Linked DNA regions of Homo sapiens: all the other regions are linked to region 1. A link is a contact called in ENCODE Hi-C or POLR2A ChIA-PET data. All regions are on one chromosome and are shown on one strand. Each heading gives the region's core, a stretch centred on a gene start or an enhancer-like site at or near the end of the contact. The rest is flanking DNA. Distances are from core to core; before and after follow the strand shown.

What was found. Hi-C counts contacts between places; a loop is a spot of excess contacts on that map. ChIA-PET counts read pairs that join two places held with the same protein, here RNA polymerase II (POLR2A). Pooled maps may share reads with other maps.
Region 2: a loop to region 1 is called in a pooled map, with 3 times the contacts of the local background. The contact joins two enhancer-like sites. A Hi-C loop is called at or near these places in 2 of 37 single-sample maps with no recorded cell type and 3 of 50 pooled maps.
Region 3: a loop to region 1 is called in a pooled map, with 5 times the contacts of the local background. The contact joins two enhancer-like sites. A Hi-C loop is called at or near these places in 1 of 37 single-sample maps with no recorded cell type and 5 of 50 pooled maps. POLR2A ChIA-PET finds 5 or more read pairs at or near these places in 1 of 52 experiments (GM12878).

What each region holds. Positions count from the first base shown.
Region 1 is chr9:99,243,381-99,246,674 of GRCh38, forward strand. No RefSeq gene overlaps it. Among named protein-coding and RNA genes, the nearest start is that of SEC61B, 23 kb to the left of the region's middle. Within about 2 kb of position 1,676, at least 3 of the 41 ENCODE cell types and tissues checked have a DNase peak (open chromatin) inside an H3K27ac peak, as active enhancers do.
Region 2 is chr9:100,057,239-100,060,532 of GRCh38, forward strand. It overlaps ERP44 (endoplasmic reticulum protein 44), which reads right to left. Exons shown (of 12, transcript NM_015051.3): 2 at 2,862-2,934; 3 at 582-621. Among named protein-coding and RNA genes, the nearest start is that of ERP44, 40 kb to the right of the region's middle. RefSeq lists enhancers at 1,607-1,666, 1,827-1,926. Within about 2 kb of position 1,598, at least 3 of the 41 ENCODE cell types and tissues checked have a DNase peak (open chromatin) inside an H3K27ac peak, as active enhancers do.
Region 3 is chr9:99,761,140-99,764,433 of GRCh38, forward strand. The region is part of intron 2 of LOC101928438 (a long non-coding RNA gene); the gene reads right to left. Among named protein-coding and RNA genes, the nearest start is that of NR4A3, 59 kb to the right of the region's middle. RefSeq lists an enhancer at 1,440-1,489. Within about 2 kb of position 1,497, at least 2 of the 41 ENCODE cell types and tissues checked have a DNase peak (open chromatin) inside an H3K27ac peak, as active enhancers do.

The sequences.
Region 1 (3,294 bases), core at 426-2,925:
CCAGAAATTCCCCATTCTTCACTTCAAAACACAGAATCACTAAGCTCATCAATTCTCTATCATTTAGAAACTATATTTTGGCCCAACAGAGACCTGTATAATATGCCTTAAATGAGGTCTAAGGTTTTTCTCTCAGGTAAAAGAAGTCTTGAAGTAGGCATTTGGCTTGTCCATTTTGGGCTGCTATGATAGAATACCACAGACTGGTAATGTATAAACAATGGAAGTGTATTCCTCATAGTTCTGGAGGTGTTGAAGTCCAATATCAAGGCACTAGGAGGTTCGGTTTCATTGTCTGGTAAGACTGCATCCACTATAAGGGCAGGATGCTGCATGCTCATATGGCAGAAGAGGTGAAGAGCAAGCTAGCCAAATCCTGCTGTGTGAAGGCTTTTTAAAAATGACCTTAATTCCACTAACAAAGAAGAAGCCCTCATAACCTGACCACCTCTAAAAAGCCACACTAAATATATTACATTGGCAACGCCTGAATTTGAGGTGAGGGGACACATCCAAACCACAGAAGCATTCCAGGGCTGATGTGGTAATGCTACCATCTCATTAATGTCCTTATCTCCTCTTGTGTTTCTGTTTTGGTGTACTTAGCACAAGCTCACTGTCCTCAATCAAGGCCACCTCATACCTGCAGAGTGGCTGCCGCAGCACCAGTTATTACATCCATATTTCGGGTAGAGGAAGAAGGAAGGTCAACAAGAGACCTGCCAACAGAGTCAGCCACTTTTTTAGGGAGCATTTCCAATCCTACACAATAGTTTCTTCATTCCATTAGCCTGAAGGTAGTCACATGACCGCTCTTATCTAGAAGGGAGGATAAGAAATCTAATTTTTTAGTGGGGACACATTTCTGCTCACCAAAAAGTCAGGGCCCTAAAGAATATATTTTGGATAGGCCAACAGCAGTGTTTGCCGCAACCCTCAATTCAGCTCTGGATGTATCTTTGCATAGCCAGGGATGCATTTTTTAATTAAAACTAAGAGGCCATGCCATTGCTGAAGGGTGGGGAACTGGAGCAGAAGAAATGTCTCTGTCCTTCATCTGCTGTCTTCACTAACAGTCTCTGAAAGTGGAAGGGGCAGTAAAGAAATTTACTTTCCCACTGTTGTGAAATTTACCACCCTCCTTATAAGGCAGAAGTGGTTACAGTTGCTTTTTATTTTCCTGTTACTATACCCAAGGATTGTTGTGAGAATCAGAAGACAGATATGAGAAATCATGTTGTGAACTATAAAATGCTATTAAATGACAGAAATGATTGTTTGTCATTATTATGAGTGTTGTCATGTCTCCCAAAGCTGCCTGCTCAGTTGAAGAAAAGTGTTTTCTGATAGAGAGTAAGACTGAGAACCAAAGAGAAAAGGAGAGAGGGAGATAGAGAGAGGAGGGGGAAGAAGAGCGATAGAGAAAGAAAAAGAGAAAGAGAGAAAGACAGAGAAAGGAAATAGACTGATAAGGAAGGGTGGGAGGAGAGAGAGGGACAGAGAGAAAGGAAATAGAGTGAGGAGAAGGGGAGAAGGAGAGAGAAGGGGAAGGGAGACTGGGAAGAAGGAAGGGAGGGAGAGAGAGAGGGACAGAGAGAAGAGGGGAAAAGAAAGAGGGGAGAGAGGAGAAAAGACAGAAGGGAAGAGCGTGGAGGTCTTTTTTCTATCAAAAGCAGAACAGAAATACATTGACATAATTGAAACCCATGACTGACCACAAGCATACATACAACTCTGGTAGACAGCTTCAAGGTACTTAGGTTTCTCTGACCATTTAAAAGTATCTTCCTCATTTCCAAAGCGGTATATGCATACTGAAGACTATGAGAAACATATGAAAAGGCACAGGGGAGTTTTTTTTTAACTGCTTTGTTGATGTATAGCTGACATAGAATAAACTGCACATATTTAAAGAGTATAACTTGATACATTTTAATGAAAGTATACACTGCAAAACCATCATTATAATCAACGTATCTATCATCCCCAACAGTTTCCCTGGGCTCCTTTGAAAGCCCTGCCCCCGGGCACCCACTGGTCTGCTTTCTCCCACTCTAGGTTAGGTTGCATTTTCTGGAAATTTATACAAATGGAATATCAAATTCCATATATAATGTATGTAATCTTTTTTTTGGCCTGGCTTTTTTCATATAGCAGTATAATAATTAATGATATAGACCCAGCAGAGTTTGAGATATTCAATTAATTCATTAATTGAATTAATTCAGATATTCAGGTATTGAGATTAGTTAATATTGTCATATTTGCTTCAGCTTTCCTCGTTTTTTTGAGTAATGTGATCTATACGAAGAGAAAATGTTTTTAAAAAATACATCTTAATGCATTGTAATTACACAAATTACATTATAATTAAGGAAACCCCTGTGTAACCACCACTCAGGCCAGGAAAGGGAGCTTTGCAAGCACCCCTAACCTCCCAGTGTCCCCTCCCCAGGTCATCACCAGCCTCCCTTTTGTGAGAATCATTTTCTTGCTTTTCTTTTTGATTTTACGATGTATGTATGCATCGCAGTATGATAGAGTGGACTTAGCTGTTTGTGAATTTTATATGAATGAAATCACACTGTATGTCTTCTTCGTGACTTGCATTTTTTGCTTTGTTTGTGAGATTCACCCCTGTTGTACCATGTAGCTATGTTTTATTCATTTTAATAGCTATAGAGTATTCCGTTGTATAAATATACTGCAGTGTGGCATAGCCCACTCTGGAGAGAGAGCTTTTAAATGTGATCAATACAGTTTGGCTTTTCGTTAACACTTGTAGCCATCAGACAGTCCTTACAGGATAGAAACAACGAAAACATCTACCCTTCCCCTGGATGCCAGTACCCCCGCCCCACCCTACTGTGTGTCCACAAAAAGTTAATACTATAAATATTTACAGATGTCAATCATAAGTATTTATAGGAATATCTTCTGCCCTGGTATAGTCTTCTTTTTGAAGAAGCAAGCACACAGTTGATTTTTTTCAAAAATCAAAAACTTTTTTTTGTTTTTTCGAGACGTAGTCTCGCTCTGTCGCCCAGGCTTGAGTGCCGTGTCGTGATCTCCGCTCACTGCAAGCTCCGCCTCCCGGGTTCACGCCATTCCCCTGCCTCAGCCTCCTAAGTAGCTGGGACTACAGGCGCCCGTCACTACGCCCGGCTAATTTTTAAAATATTTTTAGTAGAGACGGGGTTTCACCATGTAAGCCAGGATGGGAACTTTTTTTTTTTTTTTTGCATCATGTCGGTCTGAACACAGCTAGTTAAATTTTCTGTGGGAAACAGGAAA
Region 2 (3,294 bases), core at 348-2,847, 810 kb after region 1:
TATCTCCATGCCATATTCTGTAACATCTACTATATACCATGTTGTTCTAGATGCTGGGAATACTGAGTATGCCATTATCTCTGCCCTCAAAGTTTGTTTGCTAGGGCACAAACAAGAAAAGACAAAACATTTAGTAAGAAAAAGAAAGTGGTACATAGGGTACTGTATAAACACAAAAGACAGAGGCAGCAGATTCTATAAATTTAAAAATGTCAACATTATTTTTCCTTCTAAACTTGACATACCCAAATCATGACTTATAAACACTACCCTTCTTCCACAGTCAGGACAAATACGGAATTGCAATATGTGTTCCCTTTGAGTCGGGGGTGGAGAGAGTCATATTTGAGTTATATGTTACTTGTTTTAAGATATAAGATAACAGAATCAGCTCTATTTCTTTCTTAAAACAGAAATCCTTACCAAATTAAACTACTTCCCTTGTGGATGAAACTTAATTGACTTTATGTATGGAATACTGTCTTGAAATAGAAAAAGCCTTCCCTTCCCCTTTCTAGCAAAGAAAAATTAACCTTTAGCAAGTAAAAACAAAACCAAACCCAAACAATAAGATTACTTACCAGTCAGCATAAAAATTTACTAAAGCAACATCAGCATTGTCTGAAATTGAAAGACAAAACCAAATAAGATATTTGTAATAATTTTGACATAATTAAACATACAGTTTCATTATGATCTTTGTCCAATATAAGGGTCCACTTAAAAAAACACAGTAACTATTATCTCTCACTCAGAAACCTAGAGTCATGGACAGCTTATATAATTTATGGGAAACTTTGTCTCTTTTCTCTGTATGCTTTATCTTTATAAGTTCACTGTATCTTTTATTTTATGGAGACTGGGTCTCACTCTATTGCCCAGGCTAGAGTGCAGTGGCATGATCAAAACCCAGTGCAGCCTCAAACTCCTGGGTTGACGTGATCCTCCCACTTCACCCTCCCAAGTAGCTAGGACTACAGGCAAACACCACCACACCTGGCTAATTTTTGTATTTTTTTGTAGAGACAGGATCTGGTTATATTGCCCAGGCTGGTCTCGAACTCCTGGCCTCAAGCAACCTCCCACCTTAACCTTCCAAAGTGCTGGGATTACAGGCATGAGCCATCACACCGGGCTTCCTTCGTTGCATCTTAAATGAATTTAAAGCAAATGTGAAATAAAGTCCAGATAAGGCAAGTAAGCTACGATCATAAAAAGTAAAGTGGAATGATCTGTATTTTATTTTTTGATCTTCCATATTCATGAATAACTGAGAATTAGTTCTGCAAATAAAATCCCACATCACAGAAAAGACCTGTATAACTAAGTTATTTTTAAACCTCACATATACCACCTAGTTGCAACAAGTAATCTACAACTAATAGTGTTGCACAAGACGCCAGTTTTTTAATTCCTATCCATTTAAGTTATTCCCCCCTACAAAAATAACAGCATCATTTGCACATCAAGATGTAAAGACATGAGAAAGATGTAGTGCTTTTTGCCTATCCCTAATTCAGAGAAACGTAAAGTCCTCAAGCACTCATGAAAATAAAACACAAAGATATTCTAGAATTGGAAAGATGACAGAAGTGAGAATGACATGTGAGTTTCAATTCCTTTCTTCCCTTTTTACCTTCAAGTTACTTTTTATATACTTGCTTATTCGCTCTAAAGCAGTGGTTCACAAACTGTGGTTCCTGGACCAGAAACACCAACATCACCTGGGAACTCACAGAAATGTAAATCCTTAAGAAATGCAAATCTTTAGGTAGGGGTCTAGCAGTTTCCTAGCAGTATAGATATTAATAAGTGTTCCAGGTGGTTCTGATACATGCTAAAGTTCATGGAACCACTCCTCTAAAGAGACTCCATAAGACAGGAATAGACTTTTAGCATTTAAAGGTCCAGGAACATAATATATTACACTCAATGAATGTTGTAACTCCTTTTGCCTCTATTATATGTGTCAGATGGAGGATTAAAAAAAGAAATCATTTATGCACACTGTACATTTTCTTAAAGCTCCTAAGTTACGATTTTCTATCAACCACATCTTCACCTTTCCTTTACTATTTTTAAAAAACAAGAAATGGTTTCTCTCAAGTTAATTATATCCACAACCACATTGTCAGCAAACAAACCATTCAGTAAAAAACTTATTAGGCCAAGTGTGGTGGTTCATGCCTGTAAACCCAGCACTTTGGGAGGCCAAGATGAGAGGACTGCTTGAGGTCAGGAATTCAAGACCAGCCTGGGCAACATAGCAAGACCATGTCTCTACAAGAAAAATTTAAAATTAGCTACGTGCAGTGGAGCCCACCTGTAGTCCTAGCTAACTTGGAAGGTTGAGGAAAGAGGATTGCTTGAGCCCAGGAGGTGGTCAAGGCTGAAGTGAGCTATAATATTATCATGCCACTGCACTCCAGTCTGGGTGACAAAGCAAGACCCTTTCTCTAAAATAAAAAATAAAAAAAGTACTGAGCTTAACTGGACCAATAACAATAAAAGAGATCAGAATAGGTGATCTAATTAAAGGGAAAAAAGAAAAAAAAGTCTAGGCTGTGTCCTAAGGTCATTAACATTTAGTTCTGCACAGTGAGAACTATTGGTCTCTAAGTAGGCTTATCAAAACATTTCGTGAATTGTTAAGAATGGTATCTATATCAAGTTAAATAAATAAAAAACACTAAAAGTAACCAAAAGTGCTTTGATAATTCAGAAAGTCATGGAATTAATCAGAATGCCAGCTCTTCATCTGTGCTAGCTAACTGAGATTTTATTGGGTTTTTTTTTTGTATATATAAACTAACTCTCTATAGAGAAGAAAGAGTACACTTTAAAAATATTGAGGTACTTACTTAAAATTTCATCTATATTCTCTGTATCAAGACTTGTTATTTCAGTTGTTACAGGAGTAAAAACCCAAGTTACCTGAAAATTTAAAAAATGAGAAATTAATAAATGTGTCCACAAAAGACAAATACGTAAAAGCGAAGTCTAAAAATAAATGTGTGATTCCACTTGTTCCTTAGAAAATTATACATCAATTGAATTGAATCTTTATTATCTAGTCTAATCTTTTACTAGATAAATGAAATAGGAGAAATATTAGCTTCTCAAACCTAGAAATTGGTCAAATAAAACTTTCTATACTTGCAAATATACAAAATAGCTTCTAAGGAATTAGGAAAACTGGGAATATACATATCTTTTCAAATTAACACTTTCAAGAACTTTATAGCACCACAAGAAAAAATTTGTGAGATTATCAGTGTTTAAAGTATAAACATA
Region 3 (3,294 bases), core at 247-2,746, 520 kb after region 1:
CCTATGACATTTAAAACTATTGATGGCCTTATGCCTCCTGAAACCCTCCATTCCTATGGTTTTTCTTTTGACCCTGTACTATCCTGCTTCTCCTGTGAATGTCCTGGCCATGCCTCCTCTGATTATTCTTGACTCTCCTGCCCTGTGACACAAGCTCTTCACTATGGTTTTAGCCTTAGTCCTCCTCTCTGCATCCCCTCTGTCTATCCATTCATAATCCACTTCTTTGGGACTCTGTTGACACCTGAATCTCCTGTCCAAAAGTTCTCTCCCAAGCTCCACGCGTACATCTCTACCTGAAAGATAACTTCACCCATAACACTAGAGTTTCCTCAAAGGCACAAACCTTATTTTACTCATTTTTGTACTTCAACCTCTCACCTCCGCCATCCAGAGCCTAAAACAAGGTTTAGGAACTCAATAAACATTATTTAAGCAGAACAAAACAGTACTTCCCTACCAGCACATGAAACTCAACCAACATGAAATTAACAGCGGTCTGGTCCTTCTGACTTTCCTATTTCTCTTAATAGGACTTTCCTATTTCTCTTACCAACTTCTAATCCCCAGAATTTAAAATCTGAGCTTCAACTTTGACTTGTTCTTTTCCCAGTCCCTTGTATCTAATAAATTATCATATGTTGTTGATCCTGCCTTTGTTATATGTTTTACATCTATCCACTCATTTACCTTCCTTCTATCATATCCTCAAAGCTTTAATTACCTCCCACATATTTTCTTGTAATAGCTTCCAGAATCAGTTCCTCCGTCTCTCCTACATACTACTACCAGATTAATCTTCATGTAATATACTTCTCATATATTACTCCACACCTCAAAAATTCTTAATATTTATCCCTTGCCTAGCAATTACAAATGTCTTTCCTTAGCATCCAAAGTTCTTCATAATATGGCCCCCAAAATGCCTACATGCTTGGAAGGACTAGAGATCTACTCAAGTTACCTCAAAAAAAAATTTTTTTTTTTTTGAGATGGAGTCTTGCTCTGATGCCCAGGCTAGAGTACAGCAGCACAATTTTGGCTCACAGCAACCTCTGCCTCCTGGATTAAGCGATTCTCTTGCCTCAGCCTCCTGAGTAGCCGGGACTACAGGCGCGCACCACCACGCCTGGCTAAGTTTTGTATTTTTAGTGGAGATGGGGTTTCGCCATGTTGGCCAGGCTGGTCTTGAACTCCTGACCTCAGGTGATCTACCTGCCTCAGACTCCCAAAGTGCTGGGATTACAGGCATGAACCACACCATGCCTGGAATTTTCTTTTTTAAGAGACATAGTCTTGCCATGTTGCCCAGGCTAGTCTTGGACTCTTGTACTCAAGTGATCCTCCTGCCTCAGCCTCCCCAGTAGCTGGAACTACAGGCATGCACCACCACACCCAGGTAAGAAAATGTTTTAAAGCACACTCATTGTTCAATTGATAACTGTCAGAAAACAAGAAAGCTCTAAAACTCAACCACTCTCTCTTTCTATCCGTGTTGCTGCTTCTCCTTTCAGTTTCCCTTCTATTACTCTGCTTCCTCTGTTTATGCAGTTTCCATTCTCTGATAGTTTCGGCTAACACAGCACAATGTGGTCACTCCCAATACCTTTTAAACCTTGATAACTCTCAACACTTCCTTGTAGTTTCTGCCCCCACTAATTGGTTCAGTCTCTTAATTTACCAATTCCAAATGGCCCGTCTTTTCATGCTAGACCATAGAAATGTCACAGAACAGCCTATGGATGATGGGTACTTGGATCAGAAGCCCGCTCTATTCCAATCAGCTGTGATCCAATCACATGGGGAATGGGCAGGATAACAGGTTTAGAGAATAGACTCATTGGAAGCAGGGCCCTGAGCAGAAGAGATTCTTTGAGAAGGAGGTGGGGAAGAGCAAGCAATGTTCAACACCTCCAGGGCATTACATTTTCCTGCCTACCTATTCTCCTACAAGCACACCACACTCCTTTCAAAGTGGAATTGCTATCTCCCAAACCCATTCCACAATTCATTATCCCATGCCTTTGCTCACACTGTTCTCTCTGCTTTGAATAATCTCTAACCCTGTCTTATCATCTCAAAATGTACTAGCCAAAGGATGTGAGTGGATATAGAAGTAATTCAGAGAACAGTCAATGTACAACAAGAAAAGAAAGCTATAAAAAATTAATTGAGCACAAAGAAACAAAACTAAAAATAATGTGGGATATTGCCAATTAAATTAGCAAAAATAAATTTAGAATGATTAATGTACATTACGAGAGTTTTATTTCTTCCTATAAAATATAGCTAAGGGTAAATGCATTTAACTCATGTCAAAATTCCACAAAAATGTCCGAATATAAATAAAAAGAAGATGACCACATCTAATATCAAGAACCTTGAAAATAATAGCACCATATCAAGTAGTATTGAGAATACAGTATGGCTGATGATATTGCAAAATAGTAGAACACTTTTAGAAAGCAATTTACCAACATAATTCATTTTGGAAAGTACAGAAAAAATTAAACAGGAAAACAAAATTCCTTTCCAATTTGATCATCTAGAGAAAATCACTTTTAACATTTTGGTACACAGCATTCCATAGTCTCATATTATATATATTTTTTATTCTTTTTCTTTTTTTAAATAAAATTTGCATCAAACTAGGTATACTGTTAATTCTGAGTATCATGAACCTTTGCCTATGTCATTAACAGTCTTAAAAAAACGTTGTTTTTAATGGTTGCGTCGTAATTTATTACATGAATAGGTGAAGACAGATTTTTAACAAAAAACTCCTAATGCTAGACTTCAGATTTTGTCTTCTTTTTCATTATTACTGAAATACTGTAATGACCATCCCTGTATGTAAATCTTTTATGCACACCTCTGATTATTCTCTTAAAATAAATTCTCAGAGTACAAATATTTAAAAGAATTTTTAAAAAGTACTTCTAAATGTCAATTTAACCAAAACTGTGACCTGACAGTAGAATAAGAAGGGCAGGAAGGAGGAATAGATAGTCTAAGAAAACTAAAGCCCCACTATCCATAGTGGAAAGTCATTGGTGCATAAAATGAAGGAGTTTTAAAGTTAATATAAGTCTGTTGTTTAGAAATAAGGAGGTGAAAAACTTAATAAAGTGGAACAGTGAACAGGAATCAGGTGTGGGAAAATATGCCACAGGACACTGCTGTATTCATCATAAGTCTTATTTGTTTTGACTTTTTAAACTATGCATTTATGTTGGTTTGATAAAGATACAAATCAAATTAAAAATAAAAACCAGCAGTACCATTCAGATGTGA